Linked DNA regions of Homo sapiens: all the other regions are linked to region 2. The links are chromatin loops, found by intact Hi-C in ENCODE. Cell type or tissue: heart left ventricle. All regions are shown on one strand. Region 1 overlaps CASZ1 (castor zinc finger 1). Region 2 overlaps CASZ1 (castor zinc finger 1). Region 3 overlaps CASZ1 (castor zinc finger 1).

Region 1 (4,000 bases), 53 kb before region 2:
TGAGCTCAGAGGAACCAGTACAGTGTAGTCAGTACTGGGCAGCCTGGACTCTGGGGACACAGCTGGGTTGGAATCCTTCCCTGCTACTTCTTAGCTCTGGGATCCCCAGCCTTGGCCCCCTCTTCTATAAAATCAGAGGTGATATTGGCACCTGCCTCACAGGGCTGCTGAAGGAGAGTCCATGAAATAATGCAGCTAAAGGGCGTGGCACAGCACTTGGCACATACTAAGCAGTGAATAAATGTTAACTGTTACATTAATAACTAGCGAAAGTGCTAGTCTCACCCCTAACAGGTCCACCTGGCCAGGCCCCCAGGCCGACCCAACCAGGCAGAGCCACCAGCCCAGGAGGAGCGCTGGTACATCCCCAGCCCTGCTCTCTCAAAGTACAACAGCACACATGGGTGGGAGGGGACAACCCCAGGGCCTGCCCGAGCAGATGACAGGCAGAGGTGGCAGCCGCCCCCCTTCCTGAGCCTGTGGAGTACTGAGCACCACTCATGCTGATCTCAAGGAGTGTGTCTTCCAGCACCGAAACTCCAAGTCACCTGCCTGGGAAGAAGCAAGAAAAAAAAAAAAAAAAATCCCATGGCCGTGCCCTCCCTTGGAAAAAAAAAAAATTCTAGGAAACAAAATACAACGACATCTTTTTATTTTGTTTTTTTTCGGTAATTATACTAAAGATGAAAAACTCATAATAAACATCTCCCAGTCCCCACCTGCTAACAGTAATTATAATAGACTCAACAATAAATGGTAAAGCAGGGCAGAGCTGCATCTCGGGAATTCTCTAGGGCATGTGGATTAGCTCGGAAAGCCTGAATGATTAAAATACACTAATTAAAATTTTGTGTTCCTTGGTAACTCGTCTGCCTGGGCCCCTGGTGTTGGCAAAATGGGAATTAACGTGACAAAAGCAACACAGAGGGTTTTTGTTTTAAGTAAAGAAAAAAAGAGAGAGAGAAAGAGAGAGAGAGGGAGAAGGGAAGATCTATATAAACAAGTTAGACACCAGGAGAGAAGAAAGGCAATGTGGTTTTCTCTCTTTCTCTAACCGGAGCACCACAATGTTTGGGGGTGGAAGGTGTATGGCACAGTCCATGCCATTAAGGAGAGGGCCCTTTACACCTGCCCTGGGGTGCCACGGAGGATCTGAGGAGCATGCATCTAGGGGTCACTGTTTAAAAACAATTACTGGAGAGAAGAGGGTGGGAGAGAGAGAAGTGGGGGGCCACAAGGGCCCACCCAGTCCGGCTTTCCAGAGGCATCCCTTGAGGGCGGCCACATACTCTCAACTCCCCGCCCCATGACCAACGGGACCCTGGGAGGACGCAAGGGAGCTTCTACCCCATTGCAGTTGCACAAAAGAAATTGAACACTTTTGAGTTGCCCTTAGCAACCTAATTGCATCAGTACATTGCACACAGGAGCCAAAGTAACTGAATTTTGATGAAAAGACGGCGGTAATTTACGGCATCACAAAATTAGTTGTCATGGCGACGGGTTAATTACATCTCAAATTAACAATGCAAGTGTGGTGAAATTAAATATAAATCATATTTTCTGCATAAATTATAGGGGTTGATTAGACCGGGGCTCTGGGAGAGGGAAAGGTTGAGCCGCCACGGGCCCCAAGCTGCATTCTGAGCTGACGAGAGAGGCGCCTGCAAACGCAGGCGAGGCCCGGGAGCTCTGGGAGGGGACGGGGGACTGGCGGAGTCAGGCGCCAGGGCTGCCTCCCTCTGCTCCCGCTGCCACTTGCAGGCTCAGCCAGCTCCACGCAGCGCCAGGGCTGTCCCCAAAGTTTGGATCAAACTTTGCCTGGGGGAGGGGGTGTGCTGCAGGAAGGAGGGATGGCTGGTGCCTCTTAGCCAAGTGCCACGGACAGAAGTTTTGCCTTTACCCATCCCAAATGACTCTCCCGGTTTCTGTGCCCTGAGCTCTCAGAGAACCCACCACAGATGGCCAGCTGAACCCTCAGTTCCTTCGGTTAAATGAGGTCAAATGCTTTTCAAGTCACGGGCATCTGCCTACCAAGGGACAGGCCCAGTGTCATCTGACAGGCCATCAGTGCCTCGCTCTGGGCTGCACCAAGGGGACACTGGGAGTTGTAGGTAGTCAGGGAGCCCAGAGGCAGTGGCTTAGGATCAGGGGCAGCCCCAGGCACATCAGGTTGAAAATGTGCTTTTTCAGCCAGCTCTGGTCAAGTAGCTGCCCTGCGGACACCACTCTCTCCTACCCAGGGGCAGGGCAGTTTGACCTCCTTAAGACAGGGGGAGAATGCAGAGCATTAAAGGCAGAGGAAACCCCAAAGATCACTCTGTCCTGCAACAGACCACCCCAAGTCATGAACGATGTCCCAGTGGCCACACCCAACCCCACCCACCTGTTGCTGATGGGCGGTACTGGCAGCATTTCTGGGCCCTGCCACCCAGGACCACTGTGCCAAGTTCAGCTCAGTCTCCAGGAACCCCCAAGCCAGGCAGCTTCACCAGAATGCCCAACTGATGGACGCTTCAGAATCGCACCTGCCTCCCTCACACTCCTGGTCCCCATCACTCAGGTCCTAGAGAACACACACGTAACTCTGGGCTCACGGTCAGCATCTGCCACCTGGACAAAGGGATCAGCAGGCAACGAGACGGGAGCTCCAGACCTTAGTGAGCAGCATGGCACTGAGAACCCCGAACCCGGGGAGTCCTCAGGCCCCTCCCTGGGATGTTCTGATCCCGTGAGTCTGGATGGAGCCGGGCTTGTTGTTTTTAACCTGCTCCACCCGGGATTCTGATTTGGGCAGTCCCAGACCCACACTTAAGAAACGCTGGCAACACTGCTACTAATCCCATTTTGCAGATGAGTACATGGAGTCCAGCAAAGCGTGATCACTCCCCAAAACACACAGGGCAGAGCGGAGATTCAAACCCAACTCTGAGTTCTCATTCATCACCTACGAGGCCCCTCTCTCAAGGATGTGTCGGGCACCATGCCAGGCCACGTGGGAAATAAGGACGAGTGAACCACCAGCTTGTCCTTGAGGAGTACACGGTCTAGTAGCGGACACAGGGCCAGTTAGACAGCCACAGCCCCACGTGTCCAATCCATCACTGAAGGACAGGGACGTGGGAGGAACTATGGGGACAAGGGGAAGGCAGGGACTGGCACGCCTGGGTGGGAGGTGCCCGGGCCTGCAGGTGCTCCTGGGGCCGTGGGCTGGGCTGAGTGCCCACTGGAGCTGTGCCACACTTCACCTGGCCCAGGTGGGAGGAATTTCCTGAAAGGCTTCTGCAGAGAGGGGGAGAAGGAAGGAAGAGAAGGCCCTTGGCAGTCCCCTGACCACGGATGTACATGTGCAGTTCATGAATATTTCAGTGGCCATTTATTTATCCCTGCTCCATCCAGCTGCTGGGGCCACAGACCAAGGTGGATAAATATAGCCACTGGGCGATCAATGAGGCATCCGCTCCCCACCCAGCCACATCCATTAGGCCCCTCGTTCCCACAACCTGCTGGCTGGGCACCTTGTCCTGCTCAATTGGTTTCCGATTTTCATTAGCGGTGGAGGCACAGCCCCGCTCCAACCCTGGGCGTCCCCCTCACCCTCGTGGGCCCTCCCCTCTCAGGCTGGGCATGGAGCCCAGGGCTGCCGTCAGCCTGGAGGGGCCTTCAGAAGTCCCAGCCCACCGGAGCGGTGAAGTGAGAGAGGACACAGAACTCAAGGACCAGACCTCACGTCCTGGCTGCCCCGCTGGAGGGCAGAGAAGTGGGTGGGGTTTCCCTAGGACTCCAGCCACCCACACGTGACCCACCAGCGAGCACAATCTAGACACAGAAAGCTGGGCTGTTGTTTGCATACCCTGAGATATCTGGGGGACCTCCCAGACCTGGAAGAAGGGTGCCCAAGGGAGTTACATGGCTGTAAGGGTTGGGGTCTGTGGGCTGCCACGGGGGACCCTCAGCTCCATTAGCCTCTCCTACTGCCTGCAGCTACAAGATCAGCACA
Region 2 (4,000 bases):
TCCATGGCAATCCCTGATAAGCCGCAAGTGTTTCCGTGTCCTCTCCCGCATGGGTCTGTAACACACACAGACATGTGGTCCTAACATTTCACACGTCTTAGCTCGTGTAACCCTCACATCAGCCCCACGAGGTAGGTACTATTATGCCCATTTCATAGATGAGGCACCGGCCAGTTAAGTCACTGATGAAAGGTCACACGATTTTGATCCCCAGCTAACTCGCTCCAGAATGCACCATCTACACTATATACAGCTCCTCAAATGAACCTGTTGGCTCCAGAGGCACAAAACAGTAAAGCACACCCCATATCCTGAATGGGATCCCCCATTCTGCCTGAAAGGCAGCCCCCAAATTCACCCCCAAGTTCCCAATGATAACAGAACCAACCTGCAACCTGACACAAAAATGTAACCCCAGCACCACCCGCGACACCCAGGCTCACGGCTTTCTGGAATGGAATTCACAGGGGTCCCCTTTGAGACTGATACCATATGACATAAAAACCGGCTCCCCTGACCTTGGGGACACCTTGCACTTGACAATGCCAACCATGATAAATTCTTCGTTACGTTTAATTACTTTAAAAAGGACTTTCATAGCTAAGAGCCCAGCCAACCATCAGGACACCCTTCCGAGGGTGGTACGGTCAGAGGCCATTTGACAAGAGAGGAAACTGAGGCCCAGAAAGGTAAAATGACTACCTAAGGCCACACAGTGATTTACTGCAGAGCCAGTACCAGAACAGGGTCCCCAGATGCATAGCCCATCAGGCCACATCTCGCAAGACCTTAAGTGTGGGGCTCGCAGAAGGGTAGGGGAGTGGACAGTTAGACCTGAGTGGAGCTCGGGGCCACCCGTGTCTCACCCCGTCCCCCGATCCCCAGCCAGAGATGCTGGGGCCTGACCCATGGTCTCCCCAAGGATCAGATTTCCCCGAAATTCCCGAAGGAGCTGTGGGGACGAGTGGGCCCAGAAATGGCCCTCACATAGCGAGCGGCACAGCTGAGCTCCCCGGGGGCGAGGGGGGCGGGCGGAGCTGGAGACGCTGGCACAGCCCTCATAGGTACTCTGCCAGCAATTAGTGCTGGGGAAGGGTGCCAGCCTGGCAGAGCTCATTCCCCCACCCCTTCTTCTCATTTACACACGCGCACGATCACCCGCACACACACACACGCATACACACACGCTCACCCACCCAGAGACCATCAGCAAAGAGGCAGCGAGGCTTCCTTTTGGTAAATCTCATCAGCAAGGCACACGCAGGGCATGCAATTTGGCCATTACTGCTCTTAAACAACAGAAAAGCAGAATCCACCCGCCATTAACCCATCCCACTCTCCCTCCGGGCTTCCCACCGGCTCAGGCACCAGCCTTCACCTCTGACTCCCACACATCCCCTTTAAAAGCTCCCCAGAAGTTGCTTTCCAAAAGAAACACAGAGTTTGAAAAAATGTTTTTTTTTAAAACTATGATAAGTCCAACCTGAATTGTGCTATTCTCCATGCTGACATCTCTCCACAGAGCAAACTATCCAAGGTTCAAACATGACCTTGCCTAAGACCGTTGCTCAAACATCTTAGAATCCCAGAGAACGTTAGCTGGATACGGGGATGTTCTCATCCAGAACATCCCTTTATATGTGCCCAAGAGCTCTGCCATTAAGGGGATGTATCCATTACTGTGGATAGGGGAACCGGGAGAGCTGCCTTTGGCTTGGTGAGGGGCATCGCTACCTGAGCAGGTGGGGTTCCTCACAGAGCAACCTGAGTGCTAGCCCCGATCCACCTATGGGGTCCCCTGGGTGACAGTTTGACAGCACTCTCCTCTCCCAGTGCAGAGGCAGGCAGGTGGGAGTAGTGGTGGGGACCGATCTTGCCTCCTCCCTCCTGCCCCCCTGCCTCATCCTGGAGAATTGGAAAGAAGCCCACCAGAGCAGGGGGCCCTAGAGGGTCCTTAGACTGCATTTATAAGATCTGCGAAACCCCTCAAAGTATAAGCAACATTTATGCTTACGAGATTTTTTTTATTAAGAGGATTCTCAAAGGGGGCACATGGATTCAAAAGAAGGGAAGAAGCACAGCCCAGAGACTGCCCGCCGTCAAACCAAGGCTCAGCAGTGCCTCACACCCAGGTGGCCAAGGATGGAACAGGCGGAGACCACAGGCAGGACTCCAGTCGTCTTGGCAGCAAGTGTCCCTGACCGCTGCCTCCTCACCCGGGAGCTGCCCCGGCCTCATCCTTGCTTTGCCTGGAAGCTGGTCACTGGCAGGGCTGGCCCGGGAGCTGTGCCATGCCCTGGGCCAGCGCCCTCCCTCCTGTGTGCCAGGGCTTCCTGCCCAGCCAGCAGAGGCATCGCACAGAGGAGCCCACCAGTGGGGACAGAGGGGAAGCCAGCAGCCGCTGCCGCTCTGCAGAACCTCGCAGATCCTCTAAGCCACCTAGTGTCCAGAGCTGAGCTCTAGCCACCACTCTGTCCCTCCTGCTTCTCACAGTGGCCACTGCAGGGGAGCCCAAGGGGACAGTAAGGGGGAGCGTGGGGTGGGACAAGCCTCCTCTAACCCTACCCCCACCTGGGCCTTCTCCAGGGACTTGAGGCCAGGGGTCAGGAGCCAAGCTGTTTGGGGACATGGCGCCCAGGAGAAAGCAAATACCCTGTGGCCCCTGCCCACACCCCCCACCCAAGACAGGGCTGTTCCCATCACCCCTGCTCCTTGCTCCTAGCAAAGCCCCCTATCTTTGAGATCCCCTGGGTCATCTCAGACAACCCATCCCACCTGGGACATCTTGGGGTCCCCCCACCCCAGCCTCCAGGCCTCCTGCTGAGCCTCCCAAACCCTGGGCCTGCCACTTCCCCAGGGCCTCTGCCTGCCCCCCGCACCCCCTCCTCTGCTGGCTCTTTTCTCTGTGTCCTCAAGACTCCTCTCACCTTGAGAAGTGTTAGGATTACCCAGCATTTACACTCAATGCGCTTCCTTATTCCTTAAGACTTATTAAGAATGATAATGAGTTCCGAAGGAGCGACACGTCCCTGTCTCTCTCTCTCTCTCTCTATCCTCCTCTCTCTCTCTTTCTCTCTCTCTCTCCCCGCACCTTCACTCTCTTTCTCTACGTGTCTTTTCCACCAAAGACACATAGGACAAATCCAGACCAAAAGGGAAAAAATTTCCAACAATATGGAAGAAGGGCACTTGAGAATTTCTATTCAATAAACCCATCTCTCTTCTTCCTTCTCCCTGGTTGTCCTCAATTATTCCAAGTAAGAAAAAAAAACTCCCCCTTCCCTTCACACTGTCCAGGCCACCCCTCACTCTGCCGGACTTTGAACAGGGGGAACAGGAGAAGGGCCCAGCTTGCCTGCAAAACCTCGTTAACGTGCAGCTCTTAAACGCTTGATTAATTTTTGCAGAATTTACGACAGGCTTTAGCTTTTTTTCCCCAAGCTGTGGCCTCAGAGCCACAGCAACTTAACTTGGTGAACTCAAGGGGGCCCGAGGTGGGGGTGCCCCCCTCCCCCAGTGGCCTCCTGCTGCTGGCACACCAGGCAGCCCTGCAACCAAAGGGAGCCACGCAGATGCCACCGCCCAGGCAGAAGACAGACCCACTCGCAGAGCGGCGTGGCAGCCAGAGGAGAGATCACCAGGCAGCCAGAACCACGGCTGACTTCTGGCCATCTGGGACTTTTTAATTTCAAAATAAGAAAGCCAGTAGAAAGTGGACAGAGAAGAAACCAACACGGGGTGCTGGCAATGATGCTTCCAGCCTGCACCCTCCCAACCACGCCACGTATCCCGGGCACAGGGACCGGCCTTATCGGTCTGCCGGGCTGCCCTTCAGAGAAAGGGAAGAACAGATCCTAATGAAATTACGGTTTTTAAAATGTCTATAAATTAAATCTCTCTCCTCTCTCCGTGAATCTCCCCCTGAGCTCCCTCTCCTCTACCAGGCTTGTTTGCCTCTCTTCGGTTCCCTCTGCTCATGTCTGTTTTTCTGATATAGACA
Region 3 (4,000 bases), 74 kb before region 2:
GATGTGCTGTGTGATCACTGAGGGAGAGGACGAGGCAGAAAGGCTAGGATGGTTGCAGTGAAGGGACCTCCCCTTAGGACCCCCCCGCTCAAGTGCCTGTGATTCCGCACCCCCGCGGGCTGCCGTTCCCGGCACACACACAGCGCTTCTCCTGTGCGGATCCCAATACACACGGCCCAGCCAATCCATCTCTCCACCATGCTCCCCAGATAACTTTTGCTGCCGCTCAGCATCTTAGTGCAACAAGCGCCCCTCTGGATGGGTCTGAGTCGATGACTTCCCCACCCACAGGGCTCCAGGGCTTCCCAAGGTCGAGGAGCCCCACCTCGAAGGGAAAGCCTGGAATAACCAGGGAGCCAGGCTCGTGGGGCAGCCCCCTCAAGCTCCTGCCCCCGCCCTCCTGCCTGTTCCAGAATGCGTGTACATATATAAACCCCTGCCTTGGCCCAGGAACTGTCAGGAGATCAACAAACAAAAGCTGCTTCTTGACAGGGAGTCATTTATATTTTAGCTTCGTTCCATTATCCTAACGAATCCTTCATCAGCAGATGCAATATTAACAGCAGAAAATCAGCTCATTACATCCGGGGGGATTTCATCAAGACGGCAATCATGTGCCGCTCCCAAGCCTTCAAGAGGCCAGTGGGGCTGTTATTTATTTATTTTGTTACTTATTTATTTAATTTTTTGGGTTCTTTCCACATAATTGCACTGCATCTCAAATCTTTAATAAATAATTTGTAGGTCCTGAACTGCAGACAGCTTTGCTCTCTGCCATGAGAGCCTACATTAGCCAAAATATTTACTACAATTTAAGAGTCATTAGAGTCAGGAGGGATGTGAGGAGGGGTACCCTGTTCTTCCGGAAACAGCCTGGTTTGGGGCTGTGGCGCTTGGCCCTCACTATAGTCCTCTAACCCCCTCTCTGGTTCTAAGGCCAGCCATCCTGGACTGGAGGCTCCCGGAAGGCAGGCCTCCATCTGTTTCCCTCAGCTCTCTTCGTTTGGGTGAGGATTTCCTGGGAGCTCTTACAGAGAGACAAGGCCATCTCTAAGTCCCCTGCTGGGCTTCTCCAGGCTTGATGAGGACAGGTGGCTGATGGAAAGGACACACGTCGTGTGGGGACAGCCACCTCTCACATGCTTGAGCCAGAGAGCCCTGCCGGGTTGGCATTGCTGGCCGCCCCTGTGCCAGAAAACTCTGCAAGGGGAACCTTCTCTGTCTTCCAGCAGGCCCTGGCTCAGGAGCTCCACCACCGTCTGACCCATCCCTCTTGGCTTCCCAAGGTTACGCCTTCAACTTCAAAGGAGAAGAAAATTCAGTGGGTCCAGAGGCAGACTGTCCCATTTTACAGATAAGAAAATGAAGGTTAAGAAACAAGCTCTTGCCAGGCGTGGTGGCTCACACCTGTAATCCCAGCATTTTGGGAGGCTGAGGCAGGTGGATCACCTGAGGTCACGAGTTCGAGACCAGCCTGGCCAACATGGTGAAACCCCGTCTCTATGAAAAATACAAAAATTAGCCGGTGTGGTGGCACGCACCTGTAGTAGTCCCGCTACTGAGGAGGCTGAGGCAGGAGAATCGCTTGCACCTGGGAGGTGGAGGTTGCAGTGAGCCGAGATCGTGCCACTGCACTCCAGCCTGGGCAACAGAACAAGACTCCATCTCAAAGAAAGAAAGAAAGAAAGAAAGGGAAGAAAGGAAAGAAAGGAAAGAAAGAAAGAAACTTAAGCTCCCTGCCCGAGGCAGCACAGCTAGGATGAGGCACAGAACTGGAACTCAGACTCGGCAGTGGCTCTGCTGAGCCTCCACACCTTCCACTACGCCAGAGCCTTCCAACGACCGGCCCTCCCAGTGCTCCTGGCTCCGGCCCACGAGGCTGGAGTGGCCACTGGTGCTGACGGGCACCCCCCGCCACCACCACTGGGCTGGCCGTGCTTTCACAGGTTTTTCCCAGCGGGGGCTGGATTTCTGCCCAGCCAGGAATGTGCTCCCAGGATGTCAATTCTAATCTCCCCAGCGCTCTGACAGAATTAAGCTCCAGTTTGTCCGACAACATCCCAAAGTTTCAGAAATCCAGGGCAGACTCTCTAATCAGGCTGCAGGACAAAGGTCTGGCCTGACCCTGTCACTTCCATTTATTCCTCCTGTCTGTCTCCAGGCCTCGGCCTTTCTGCAGTTTCCTCCACCCTCTGCCCCTTCCCTGGCCAGCCCAACCCCCACCCTCTCCTCAGAGCTGCCTTGTCTCCACCCAGCCCAGCATTGGCCCTCCCCAAGCAGCCATGCCAGTCCTGTTGCTCCAGCATCCAAAGCCGAGGAATTCCTATGAGACCCACCTGCCGCCGCTCAGCCGCGGGCCTAACCTTGGTCCAGGTTCCCTTCCTTCCATTAGCTGACTTTAGGGAGCACACGGGCTCCACCTTTCCTCGGCTCCAGGGACTAGGTGTCCAGTTCAGAGTTACTCTCCGAGTCAGCCCACCCTGGCCTCCGGTTGGCCCAACTCTGGGCTCCGCATAACTGCCCCAGAAGCATCCTCTGGCCTCAGCAACCTCCATCCTGTTTGAGGGGTCGGCTTGTGGGCCTTGGCAAGCTTTGGCCTCTCGGCCATGTTTGGGGACAACTATGTGGGCAGAGACCTCTCTTCCTCAACCAACTCTGTGAGTCACCTCTTGGTGACTGTCTACGATGGTAGAAGCAGTCCTGTACCCGCGCTAGGCAGGATCTGCGGTGAGAACCCCAAGCCCTTGGCTCTGTTGGATCGTGCCATTAGGAAGGGACAAGGAGCCTGGGAGCAGCCGGGCAGAGAGAGGCAGCAGAGATGCCTCCTCCACTCCCCACAGCACCCAATCCTCTCCCCACAGCACCCAATCCACACCCCACAGCACCCAATCCGCCCCCCACAGCACCCAATCCACACCCCACAGCATCCAATCCGCACCTCACAGCACCCAATCCGCACCCCACAGCACCCAATCCGCTCCCCACAGCACCCAATCCGCACCCCACAGCACCCAATCCGCACCCCACAGCACCCAATCCGCTCCCTGCAGCACCCAATCCACACCCCAGAGCACCCAATCCGCTCCCCACAGCACCCAATCCGCTCCCCACAGCACCCAATCCACACCCCACAGCACCCAATCCACACCCACAGCACCCAATCCACACCCCACAGCATCCAATCCGCACCTACAGCACCCAATCCACTCCCCGCAGCACCCAATCCTCTCCCGGCAGCACCCAATCCACACCCCAGAGCACCCAATCCTCTCCCCACAGCACCCAATCCGCTTCCCACAGCACCCAATCCACACCCCACAGCACCCAATCCGCTCCCCACAGCACCCAATCCGCTCCCCACAGCACCCAATCCACACCCCACAGCACCCAATCCACAACCCACAGCACCCAATCCGCACCCCACAGCACCCAATCCGCACCCCACAGCACCCAATCCACACCCACAGCACCCAATCCACACCCCACAGCACCCAATCCGCTCCCCACAGCACCCAATCCACAACCCACAGCACCCAATCCGCTCTCCACAGCACCCAATCTGCTCCCCACAGCACCCAATCCACACTCACAGCACCCAATCCCCACCCCATAGCACCCAATCCCCACCCCACAGCACCCAATCCACACTCCACAGCACCCAATCCGCTCCCCATCCACATGGCTCTCGGGTAGACCCGGAGTGCTGATACCTGCCTCCATTTCCAGAGGAAGTCACATGCACAAGCCGGCTAGAAGAGGCACAGGCAGAGAGGCATGGATGGGGACCCCGGCTTAAATCTGGCTTGCTCACATCAAAAGATTCATGGGGAGCAGTGGGCAGAGGGAGACGTATGGACCATCTGGGGGGATACTGAGGGTGGCTGCACTTGAGCCCCTGTGCTGAGCGTAAAGCCAGACCCAAGGGAAGGGGCTCCCCAAGCGAGAGCAGCAGAACGAATGCCCCGGTGCAGAGAGTAAGAAGAGGAAGAACAGGCGGAAG

What was found. Hi-C counts contacts between places; a loop is a spot of excess contacts. Peaks named below come from ENCODE experiments on the same cell type or tissue, not always from the same donor. Only the 100,000 strongest peaks of a DNase experiment are listed, where the experiment ranks them.
Region 1: a loop joins it to region 2, with 2.0 times the contacts of the local background. A loop is called at or near these places in 19 of 110 quality-filtered maps.
Region 3: it touches region 2 in a loop (2.0-fold over the local background); 7 of 110 quality-filtered maps call a loop at or near these places.

The regions. Positions count from the first base shown.
Region 1 is chr1:10,733,712-10,737,711 of GRCh38, forward strand. The region is part of intron 2 of CASZ1 (castor zinc finger 1); the gene reads right to left. Among named protein-coding and RNA genes, the nearest start is that of CASZ1, 61 kb to the right of the region's middle. RefSeq lists a silencer at 347-396 and enhancers at 1,110-1,612, 1,338-4,000. In heart left ventricle, no CTCF peak of the experiment used is centred here; DNase peaks (open chromatin) are centred at 1,736 and 3,660; H3K4me3 peaks cover 241 bases; H3K27ac peaks cover 2,072 bases.
Region 2 is chr1:10,786,493-10,790,492 of GRCh38, forward strand. All of the region lies in intron 1 of CASZ1 (castor zinc finger 1), which reads right to left. Among named protein-coding and RNA genes, the nearest start is that of CASZ1, 8.2 kb to the right of the region's middle. In heart left ventricle, a CTCF peak has its summit at 2,435; a DNase peak (open chromatin) is centred at 2,269; H3K4me3 peaks cover 320 bases; H3K27ac peaks cover 1,088 bases; H3K27me3 peaks cover 299 bases.
Region 3 is chr1:10,712,640-10,716,639 of GRCh38, forward strand. All of the region lies in intron 2 of CASZ1 (castor zinc finger 1), which reads right to left. Among named protein-coding and RNA genes, the nearest start is that of CASZ1, 82 kb to the right of the region's middle. RefSeq lists an enhancer at 1-201. In heart left ventricle, no CTCF peak of the experiment used is centred here; a DNase peak (open chromatin) is centred at 1,887; H3K27ac peaks cover 1,995 bases.